Regions from separate parts of the Homo sapiens genome. Here region 1 is linked to region 2. A link is an interaction called in ENCODE POLR2A ChIA-PET data of the cell type or tissue named here. Cell type or tissue: MCF 10A. All regions are shown on one strand. Each heading gives the region's core, and the rest is flanking DNA. Links, peaks and the distances in the headings are about the cores only.

Region 1 (5,391 bases), core at 55-5,054, 330 kb before region 2:
GGCAGAACTGATGATATGGCCTTTCTTTCACCCCCAACTACTAACTGTCCATGCCATTAAAGATACATGGACAGGGGATTCCAGCAATTTCTACAGTTGCTCTTCTTTCTCTTTACCATTAATCCTGATGATTGTAGGAAATCAGTACACCATATTTATTATGCAAATCTAAGAAAAACAACTAGATCTATAAACTATTTGAAAAGATGCCCACATTGTATTTTTTTGTTGTTTTTTTAGATAGGATCTTTCTCTGTTGCCCGGGGTAGAGTGCAGTGGCCTGATCGCAGCTCACTGTAGCCTCTACCTCCTGGGCTTAAGCAATCCTCAGCCCGTCTAGTAGCTAGGATTACAGGAATCTGCCACTGTGCTTGGTAATTTTTTTTTTTTAAGGAGATGGGGTCTCACTATGTTGCCCAGGCTGGTTTCAAACTCCTGGCCTCAAGCAGTCTTCCTGCTTTGGCCTCCCCAAAGTGCTGGGATTATAGGCATGAGCCACTGCACCCAGCTACATATTTTTTAGAAAAGGATCAGATGAGTAGGACTTGCTCAACTGCTATCACTGTCAGAAATATCTCAAGGTGAAACTTGCAAACATATCAGTAAGGAGAAGGATGAGATTTCTTTTTTAATAGTCTTCTTTATCAGGAATGTTTTGCAGATATTGATTTTTTTTTTTTTTACAATGAGAAAAATATGACCAAAAACTGAATATTAAAGGAAGCAGAGTGTGATTCCCGGTGCTAAACAGTTTCTATAAAATGTGGCTAATAACATATTGGCCTGTTGTGCCTAAGGCCTGTGTTTGGGTTATGCCTTCTCAAAGAATGCAGTGGAAGAATCTCAGCTTAGAAGTGAGGACATCCAGAATTCTTTCCTGGCTGTGCCGTGAAATTCCTTTGTCACTTAGTGTCCTCATCTGCTAAATGAGGGTGTTGAATTGATTCCTAAAAGTTCTGGTATCCTCCCCTCTTCAGATTATTTCTTCAACTTATTTTCTTGGTAGAACTGGGAGAGGTTCGACTTTGCTTTTGTCACGCATTCTTACTCATCAGGAAAGTCCCGCTATAAACACAGTGCTGAGGGATCAGTTATGTCAGTCTGTTTCCTTCTCCCAGAGACCAGCCCTGCCTTGGGCTTCCCCTAGAACTTTATGTCATAGCATAAAGGCCCGTGTCTGGGCCCTGAGGTTGGGAGTATGCTCTGATGTCAAGTATTTGATCATTCTCTTTCTGCCTCTTGATGACTAGAAAGCGTTTTATGGTAAAGAGTTACGCAAGAAGCCTTTGTTTAGCTCTTTCTCTCATTGCTAAAAATAGTAAGCTGTTTTTAACCCTTACTGTTCTTACTTCTTCTTACTCATTTCCCTCACTCTTTAGCTGAGAATGTCACCTCCACCTTTATAGAGAAGACAGAAACTTAAGCATAAACTCTTCACCTTCCTTCACCTTCCCTTTCCCCAGTTACTTGCGTCCCTGTTCTTTGTCATCCTCTTGTCTGTAGCTGTCCTTGAAGTGGTGTCCACTATTCCCCTGGATGAGGTTCATTCTTACGTTCTGTTCCATAACCTAGTTGTGTTATTAACTTCCCATCATACATCCTTTTATTAAAAATCCTACACTACCAGTTTTTGAGTTCCTATTAGGTGTCACAATCAGTTAATCCCACTTACGGCATACAGCAGTCATTATTCCAGTTTATACTTGAAGAAACTTAGGCCCTTACTATGTTTCTGGCACTGCTTATTATCACAGCTCTAGAAGACATCTTCTATCTACCTTATCCTTCCCTTTTACAAAAGGTGAGAAAACTGAGGCCCAAAGAGGTTGTTGTCACCACCTATGTAGAGTGAGGATTTTTATTTTTGTGCTATTGTTTAGCATGATCTCATGAAATATAATAGAAAATAAGGGGAAACTATGGTACCTGTTTATTGAGCAGCCTTCCTTGACTGGGATATAAACATCCATTGGTTTTCCTCCTTTTTCATGCCACCACAAGCACTCAGGGGCACTCTTGATACCAGAACAGTGGGAGGATCTTAGTGATATTGGTCCAAATTCATAAGTTTTCACTTCTCTTTTTTTTGAGACAAGATCTCACTCTCGCCCAAGCTGGAGTACAGTGGCGCCACAGCTCACTGCAGCCTTTACCTCCCAGGCTCAGGTGATCTTGCCACCTCAGCCCCCCAAGTAGCTGGGACTACAAGGGTGTGACACCATACCCAGCTAATTTTTTGTATGTTTTTGTAGAGACAGGGTTTCACTATGTTGCCTGGGCTGATCTTGAACATCTAAACTCAAGGGTTCCACCCACCTTGGCCTCCTAAAGTGCTGGGATTACATGTGTGAGCCTCACTTCCTTCTGGTTATAGAGACAGAATTGTTCCACTTCTTAGTCTGATGTTTCTGTCAGAATTTTTTCTCATGACTGCCTATTCACGCTGCTGTTTGATTCTTGGGATATATTTTAAATGATGGGTAGATTCACTTCCCCTAAACCGTCCTCCTTATGAGCAGCCGTTATTCTGCTCTGCCAGTAAATTAATTGACTCACGATTCTGCATGTTGGGGCTTGTTGTGGATACAGACCGTATTCTGAAATGTCCTCAGAGGTCGATGATTGTGTTTGCTTCTGCCAGGGGATGGGTGTTTGCCCTCAGCTTGTTTGCAACACCACATTTCCTCAAAGGAAACGTATTAACTAACAGCTATCTTCAAGCCAATGTAAGAGTCTTGATTCAAGAAACAACCTACCAGTCAGTCTATTTCTAGGCTTTTCTCCCTCTCTTTGAAAGTGCCAGTGTTCTTCCTTTCACTCTCTTGAACTCATTTTTCCTGCCAGCACACATCATTTTGTCTCCTTTACTTTTCCATAGGCTGTTTTTTTTTATTTGTCTACTAGCTTTTCTTATCACATATCCCTGCTTGACAACCTTAAGCAATTTGTTGGATACCCTTGATTTGAGGCCCATCAATATGTCATACTTTGGGATTGGCAGAAGAAATGTTTAGAAGCATATTTTCCATAAATGATAGTGACAAGTGCCAAGCACTTGCTTCATGTTGTCTCATTCAGTTTTCACGGGGACTTTATAAGGTAAGTGGGATTACTCCCGTTTAAGGAAACTGATATAACTGAGGTGCAGAGAGACGAGAGTGACTTTCCCAGAGGCACACAGCTAGTGAGTGGTAAAGCCAGTAGATAAGCCAGTCCCTGAAATCCGTGTTTTCCAGTAGGATCCCAAGCTATGGGGAGATAAAAATTAGTCCCCTTGCCTAGCTAGAGGGCTTTAAAGGTTAAAGCAAGAGGAAGAAGCAGACCTTATCTTTTAGTTCTGTAAGTTTGGAGTGTATCGTGGGTCTCACTGAAACTAGAAAAATTGTCAGCACGGCTGCATTCCTTTCTGGAGGCTTAGGGTAGAATCCCTTTCCCTGCCTTTGCCACTCACCTTGGCATATGGCCCTCATCCATCTTCAGAGCCAGCAATGGCAATGGAGTCCTCACCTCTCATCATGCTGACATTGACTCTTCTGCCTCCGTCTTCCACATGTGAGGACTCATGTGAAGACATGCCGCACACCTAGTTAATCCAGAATAACCTTTCTATTTTAAAGTCAGCTTGTTAGCAACCTTAATTCCATTTGCTCTCTTAGTTCCCCTTTGCCATCTAAAGTAATATATTCATAGGTTCTAAGGGTTAGCATGTGGACATCTTCGGAGGGGCCATTATTTGAAATCTAAAATGGAGATGTTATTGCATCGCAGTCTATTGGGAGGTAGCCACTGGAGGTTTTTGCAGCCTTGTTTTTATATTTAAGCAAGGGTGTATATGTGTGTCTTAGTCTGTTCAGGTTGATACAACGGAATACCATAGACTGGGTAGCTTCTAAGCAACAGAAATTTCTCACAGTCCTGGAGGCTGGGAAGTCCAAAAAAAGTTGCCAGCAGATTTGGTGTCTGGTGAGAACCTACTTTCTCACAGATAGCACCTTCTTATTGTGTCCTTACATGGTGGTAGAAGGGCGACCTAGCTCTCTGGGATCTCTTTTATAAGGGGTCTGATCCCAATCATGAGAGATCTGCCTAATCACCTCCAAAAGGCTCCATCTCCTAATACCATCACATCTTGTGAGTTTGGATTTCAGCATAGGAATTTTGGGAGGACACAAAACTTCAGACCATAGCAGTAGGGATGTTGCTAATACCTCACGAAGAAAGAACTTAAAGAAGCTGAGTAATTTGCCCAAGACCACACAAAAATTCATTCGAATCCAGGGACAAAACTATATTTCCTGTGTTTTCTCCATGTCACTCAGAAAATTCAGCATGAGGGAGAAATATGATTCTTAATATAGAATCATATTTCTATATTGAAATATGATTTCAATATAGCTGTTTTGGCTAGAACTTGGAAGTGAACAGGCAGGCTTAATTGGGCAACAGTCCCCACTTTGTGGGGTGTGATCGGCAGGCTTATTCCAGGCTTCTTGCTGAGTTATAAAACTTCTGATTTATCTGATAGAGACCTTCAGAAGGAGGACTGGTGCTATTAAAATTATACACATTTCATTCTGGAATTTCTTTTGAGGGCATCATCCACTCCCCTCAGCTGTGATTGTAAACCTCATTGCTCTTGGTCAGAATTTCATTCAGCATTAACAATGACACATCCTGTTATGCTGTGCAGGTGTATTGCTGTTTATAGGAATTTAAGTTTAGATCATTAAATGTTTCAATACTGAATGTATTGACAGTTAAGTTGATGACGCAGAAAACTACAAATAGCTGGGCAAACTATAAGAGGTGTTTCTCGTCTGCACCTTCCCTTCTGGTATCTTGATAGTATAGCCCAAAAATGGTTTTAAGCCCTTGCTTCTCCCCCAGGGCTACCCTCTTTGCTTGCACCTTACAAGGTTGAGTGTTGTGAGGCCCCATCTGGTGCCGACTCCAATTCTGTCTCTAGCCCAGACCCACACTTGTGAGCTGCTATGAGTTATCTGGGCATCTTGGTTGACTTAATCTTCCTAACATCCTTGTAAATAGGTGGATGAATACTATGTTTTATGATTGGAAAATGAAGAATCAAAAAGATATGGCAATTTGGTTTAAGTCCACATAGCTAGTAGTTAGGGAGCTTTGTTGAGAAAGAAAAATGCATGAGAGGAAATTAAGACTGTAGTTAATAATTATCAGGTGCATATTAACGTTGCATGAAGCTTAACTTAAATACATGTTATTCTTAAGGTTAAAAAGTTCAAAACAAAGGCGGGGGTTCCAAGGCAAATGGGTGGGGATAGACAGGAGATGGGCAGAGGTAGATGAAATGCGGGTGTTATGGTGTGGAAGTCAGTTGGAGTATAGCCACTGGAGGCTTTTGTGGCCCTGTTC
Region 2 (5,391 bases), core at 134-5,133:
TTTAAAGTATAATCTATAATGATACTTTCTCCTTGTGTCTTTTATTGTTACTGACTGAACTTAGCAAGGAATTTAGGAAAAAGGTAAAGCTATGGAAAAATCTTAGAATTAGAAGGCCTGAGTCAAAATTTCAGTTCTGCTCATTATAGCTGCTTGGCCTTTCTCAGCTTGTGTTCTCTGGTAAATTTGAAATGATAATATTTGTTAATATTATGAGTTATTATGTGGTTTAAATGAGAAAAATTATAGGCAAATGTGTAGCTATGCTTATCACATGGTAGATATTTAATGGAGTTTGAGAAATTAGAAGAAAATATAATTAAGAAGCATGTTTCAAGACTTAAGTATAAGAAAAAAGGGTGTGGCTTTATTTATTTATTTAGACTAGTTAATTTGGGGTTCTGGTTTGTGCTCGGTGGTTTTAGAGGAGGACGCACAGGATATTTTTTTTTAAGCATAAAGGTAACGAAAGATGTGTCTGTAGGCAAATCTATAGATATGATTACATAAAACATTTACTTCTGAATATTTATAACATAATAAACAAATGTAGTTTTAGAGGAGGAGGATGCACATGTCAGTATTTCATTTACCTTCAATTCCGTCTCATGCGTATAAGTATGAATCTAGTTAGATCAACAGGGAATACACTGGATAAATTAAATTTAAGTATGAGATGTATAAAGAATTGTTTTTGTCCATGATAGTTTTCACCAAAATAATATGCTTTTTACTCTATTCCCATCTTAATTCCTCTCAATTTAAGATGAATACATTTCTCTGAGATTTTCTTACAAAAAGTAAAGAAAGCCAAGTTAGGTTCAGACATTATTTGTATTTTCTTTATTTAGCACTTGTTCTTTTTTCTTAAACCACTTCTTTCTGATCTGAGGAAAATGCAAATGTGAGCAGTCAGGGAATTCATGATTCGTTAGAATTTAACTGTAACATAATTTGTGGGCTGTGGCTGCATTACTCCATTTTGAGACTGATATCTTCCCCCCCCCCTTTTTTTTTTTTTTTGCTATGCTCTTGAAATTCAGTACCACTCATCAAAAATACTTATTGAAAGTTTGTTTCCAGCAACTCACATGCTGGGACTTGTTGACAAGAGGAATAAAGCCTAGCACACCAAGTGAGGACATAGAAATTTTGGAAACCATCAAGGAGTCAGTGCCTGGTCAGGTAGGAAAGAAGAGAAGCCAGCATGGGTAAAAATGAGGATTGATGATTATGAAAGCAGGATGCTCAGCTGTAGGTAGCTGCAAAATTGTTAAAGCAGGAGGAGGGAGGGCAACACTTCAAATTACTGCTGGAAGCTTGGCTGCTTCCCCAGAGCATAGCCATTTCATTAATCCTGGCAGCCCTAGTGTGTGATCCTTCCACTTTTTAAAAGGCACAGATCACAGCTTAAGATACCATATGTCAGCAATCTACAGATTTGTTGGAATTAACAGAGAAGAGAGTTTATGCAAAGTTCACTTGTTGAATGTGCTTTTAAGGATGACTGTAAGCATGATATTTGCCCTATTTGTTTATGACTATGGTGAGGATTTTTATGTCTTCTGCTCACGATTCCTCATTATACAAGTGACTCAGAGGTGGTCATTGATGAAAGGCACAGAGTAATAATGTTAGGTTTTACTCTATTCCTTGCTTCAGTCAAATTGATCACCTAGAATTGAAGTTAATTGCAAAAACGTTTAATGCAGAGTGCTCAAAAGCTAAAAAGATCTTTCGTGTGTTTCTTAAGCCCCTTTGGTGTATTTGACAGGTTACATAATACCCATTTTTTTCTAAAAGCTGGCATCTTTACTCCGGAAATTACTGAAAAAGACATGGCAAACATTTTCAGCGCTTTCCCAGTGAATATGAATTTATTTTTAATTTTTCCCACAGTTATCAGACATTATCAACATTTCTGTTTTTTAAAAATTAAAAATACACTGCTTTATACCTTACAAGAATTCCTCAGCAACCTCTCACCTACATTTGTACCTTACAGGAAACTCATGATATAGATATTATTTTCTCCATTTTGTGGTGGAGAAGACAGAATCAGAGAAGTTAAGTACTTTTTCTAAGAACACAGAGTCAGTAAAGAAATAAAACCAGCTTTTGAATCTTTGTACACTTACCCCAGAATCTCTCCTCTCTCTCCTAGAGCATACAGCTTTTGTATAGATGCTGACAAAATATGGGGTGATATAGATGATGTTCATGGAAATGAATTTATTGTCTTTGCAATAATAGTCTCTTGCCCTTACCTTTTATCTCTCATTTTTTCCCAGTTCATTTAACAAGTCTATTCACCAGTTACAAAATCATAGTAATGTGGTACAGGCACAACATTCAACAGTAAGAGGAAGTCATGTTATCAGGAAGGTAAGAAACATGCCAGAGTATATATATAGAGATCTATTAGGTCAGGTGATATCTTAAATCAGTAAGAAAAAGAAAAAAATGATTGGCTTACTATTTAGAAAATAATAAACTAAGATCCCAACTGATCCCATAAGCCATACAACAAAATGAATTCCAGATGGATAAAAAGTGTAAAAGTAAAAAGTAAGTCATTAAAAAAATCCTATAAGAACATAAATATTTAGCTCATCTCAGGAGATGGCAGGATTTTTTAAGCATAAATGTAACAAAGGGAGGTTCTGCCTATAGACAAATCTATAGATATGATCACATAAAACATTTAATTCTGTATATTTATAATAAACAAAATAAAAATCAAGCGCAAATGGGAAACTATTTGGCATCAGATAAAAGATTGTTATTTTTAAAATATCAAAAGCCCTTACAAATCAAAGACAAAAAAATATAATACCAAGACTACAATTAAAACATGGGTAAAAAATATAATCAGACAATTTAATGCAGAAGACATACAAATGGCTTTTTATTAAAATATTTAAACCCATTTTGTAAAGAAAACATTAATTACAATAAGCTGTACTTTATAAAAATAGAATGGATGTTTCAAGATACATATATCTAATTTTGGTCATGGTATAGTGAAATGGACGCATATATATTGGTGGGACTATAATTTTGTGCAAACTTTCTGGAATGTATTTTTAAAATAGTTTTTAAGAACCTCAAAGAGGCCGGGAGCTGTGGCTCATGACTGTAATTCCAGCACTTTGGGAGGCAGAGGTGGGTGGATTGCTTGAGCCCAGGAGTTTGAGACCAGCCAGGGCAACATAGTGAAACCCTGTCTCTACAAAAAATACAAAAATTAGCTGGATGTAGAGGTATGTGCCTGTACTCCAGACTACGTGGAAGGCTGAGGTCAGAGGATCTGTTGAGCCTGGCGGCAGGCCGAGGCTGCAGTTAGCTGTGATGGCACCGCTGTACTCCAGCCTGGAAAAAAGAGGGAGAATCTGTCTCAAAAAAAAAAAAAAAAAAAAAATTCCACCCCCAAAAACCACAAAACCCCAAAACAAAAAAATAAAAACCTCAAAGAACTTCATGTCTTTGACTTATAATGCTCCTTCCTTAAATATACTCTATGATTTTAGTTGAAATTTCAAACAAACAACAACAAAATATAAATATATAATGTACATATATTTGTATTTTGATATTTTAAAAAAGCTTTTTATTATTGACATTTTCCATCAACATAAAAGTAGAAAGAGTATTATAATAAATCTCTATGTACTCACTACCCAGTTTTGAAAATTGTTAATATTTTTCTAGTCTTATTTTATCTATTTTATTCTCTCTCTCTACAGGATTACCTTAAAGCAAATCCAAAGCTTCTTATTATTTTATTTGTAAGCTCTCTGTATAATAAAAGCTTTAAAAAGTAACCAAAGGCTATTATTAAGTTTAAGAGAATTGAACAAGTTTAGGCTCAAATTTCTCAATTGTCTCAAGAATGTCTTTTTTACAACTGTTTTGTTCACATTAGAATCCAAACAAGGTCTACATATTGCATGTGGTATTCATATGGCCTCTTAAGTTTCTTTCAATGTATAACAGTTTCCCCTTCCCTCTTTCTCCTGTTACTTATTTGATAAATAAATTAAGTATTTTGTCCTGTAGAATGTCTCGCATTCTAGATCTAGTTGATGGCTACTTTATGGTATCATTTGTTTTTTTCCTCCTGTATCACTCTTATTTTCCATCAGCTAGTATTTAAAGTGGAAGGATTGATTAGAGTCAGGCTCATTTCTATTTTTATTTTTTGGCAAGAATACTTTATATCTGAGATTCTGTACTCCTGTTGTACGACACCAGAAGGCATGTAACTTCTGGTTACTCCACTTTTAGTGATGTTAAGATTTATTAGTAGGTTCTGGTGAGTCCTCCATTATCGAGGTCCTCACTGAAATTTTACCTAATGGTTATAACATTCATTAGTGACTGTTTCCTAGATCTATAATTTCATTAAGATTTATAAAATGGTATTTTTCTAACTCTGTTGATTATTTCACATTAATTAGATAGTAATTTTCTGTAAAGAAAATCTTTCTCTCTCCAACAATTTTTTACCCTAAAACAGTTCATGCTGAAAAAGCATGTATACACTTGTTTTTCCCCTCTATGAATCGATTTTCAGAATAATGAGTTGGTGACCTTGCAACCTCCATCTTGTTGGTTTATGATAGAGAAAACTGGTTAATAACATAAATGTCCAAAAATAGAAGATATATTGTGGTATGCCCATGCCGGAGAGCCATGTTGTAAATATTGTGCAGTCTTTAAGTTTCAAAGAATATTTAATAACACAGAAAAATATTCAGGATAAAGTGGAAGTAAAAAACCCCAGAATATGTACATAGTGTGATTCAAATGTTATCTAAAATATATGCATTGTAGAATGCTGTCTTAGCCTCAGACACTAACATGATTATCATAGGTTTGTAAGTTTTAGGGTCTTCCAACTTGAATCTTTGTTTTCTATAGGACCTTTTATAAAATACATGATTTTTGTCATTAAAAGAAAATGTAAATTTGTTTAAAAGGAAGGTCTCTGGATGGATCATCATACATGGAGAGATTCATGGGTGTTGATCTTTGCTCCCGCTTAATTTTTAATTTTTATTATAACTTTGAACCTTATCTCCTACATCTAAACCAGTCTTCATGGTGCTAACCGAGCAACTGGATGGATTGAAAACATGCTCAATTCTGTAGATTCTGAGACATCTTTTTAGTTAAACAGAACTCTTTCTGTTGACTCACATAATAAGAATATGGTCTTATTAAGTCATACTCATCTCAATTTGACCAGTTCAGAAAACAGATAACTGAATTACCTTTGTGTCTTTGTGTGTGTGTGTGTGTGTGTGTGTGTGTGTGTGTGTATTTTATCAGCTGATCCATTGATCCATATCAGATGAAGAAATGAACCACAGTCTCAAGATTCGGTCT

Evidence for each region. Peaks named below come from ENCODE experiments on the same cell type or tissue, not always from the same donor. Only the 100,000 strongest peaks of a DNase experiment are listed, where the experiment ranks them.
Region 1: POLR2A ChIA-PET joins it to region 2 with 14 read pairs; 2 of 35 experiments call an interaction of 5 or more read pairs at or near these places.

Annotation. Positions count from the first base shown.
Region 1 is chr9:21,831,118-21,836,508 of GRCh38, forward strand. All of the region lies in intron 4 of MTAP (methylthioadenosine phosphorylase), which reads left to right. Among named protein-coding and RNA genes, the nearest start is that of MTAP, 31 kb to the left of the region's middle. RefSeq lists enhancers at 815-1,124, 992-2,191, 2,441-2,580. In MCF 10A, for the core only: no CTCF peak of the experiment used is centred there; DNase peaks (open chromatin) are centred at 1,154 and 2,584.
Region 2 is chr9:22,163,884-22,169,274 of GRCh38, forward strand. No RefSeq gene overlaps it. Among named protein-coding and RNA genes, the nearest start is that of CDKN2B, 160 kb to the left of the region's middle. In MCF 10A, for the core only: no CTCF peak of the experiment used is centred there; no DNase peak of the experiment used is centred there.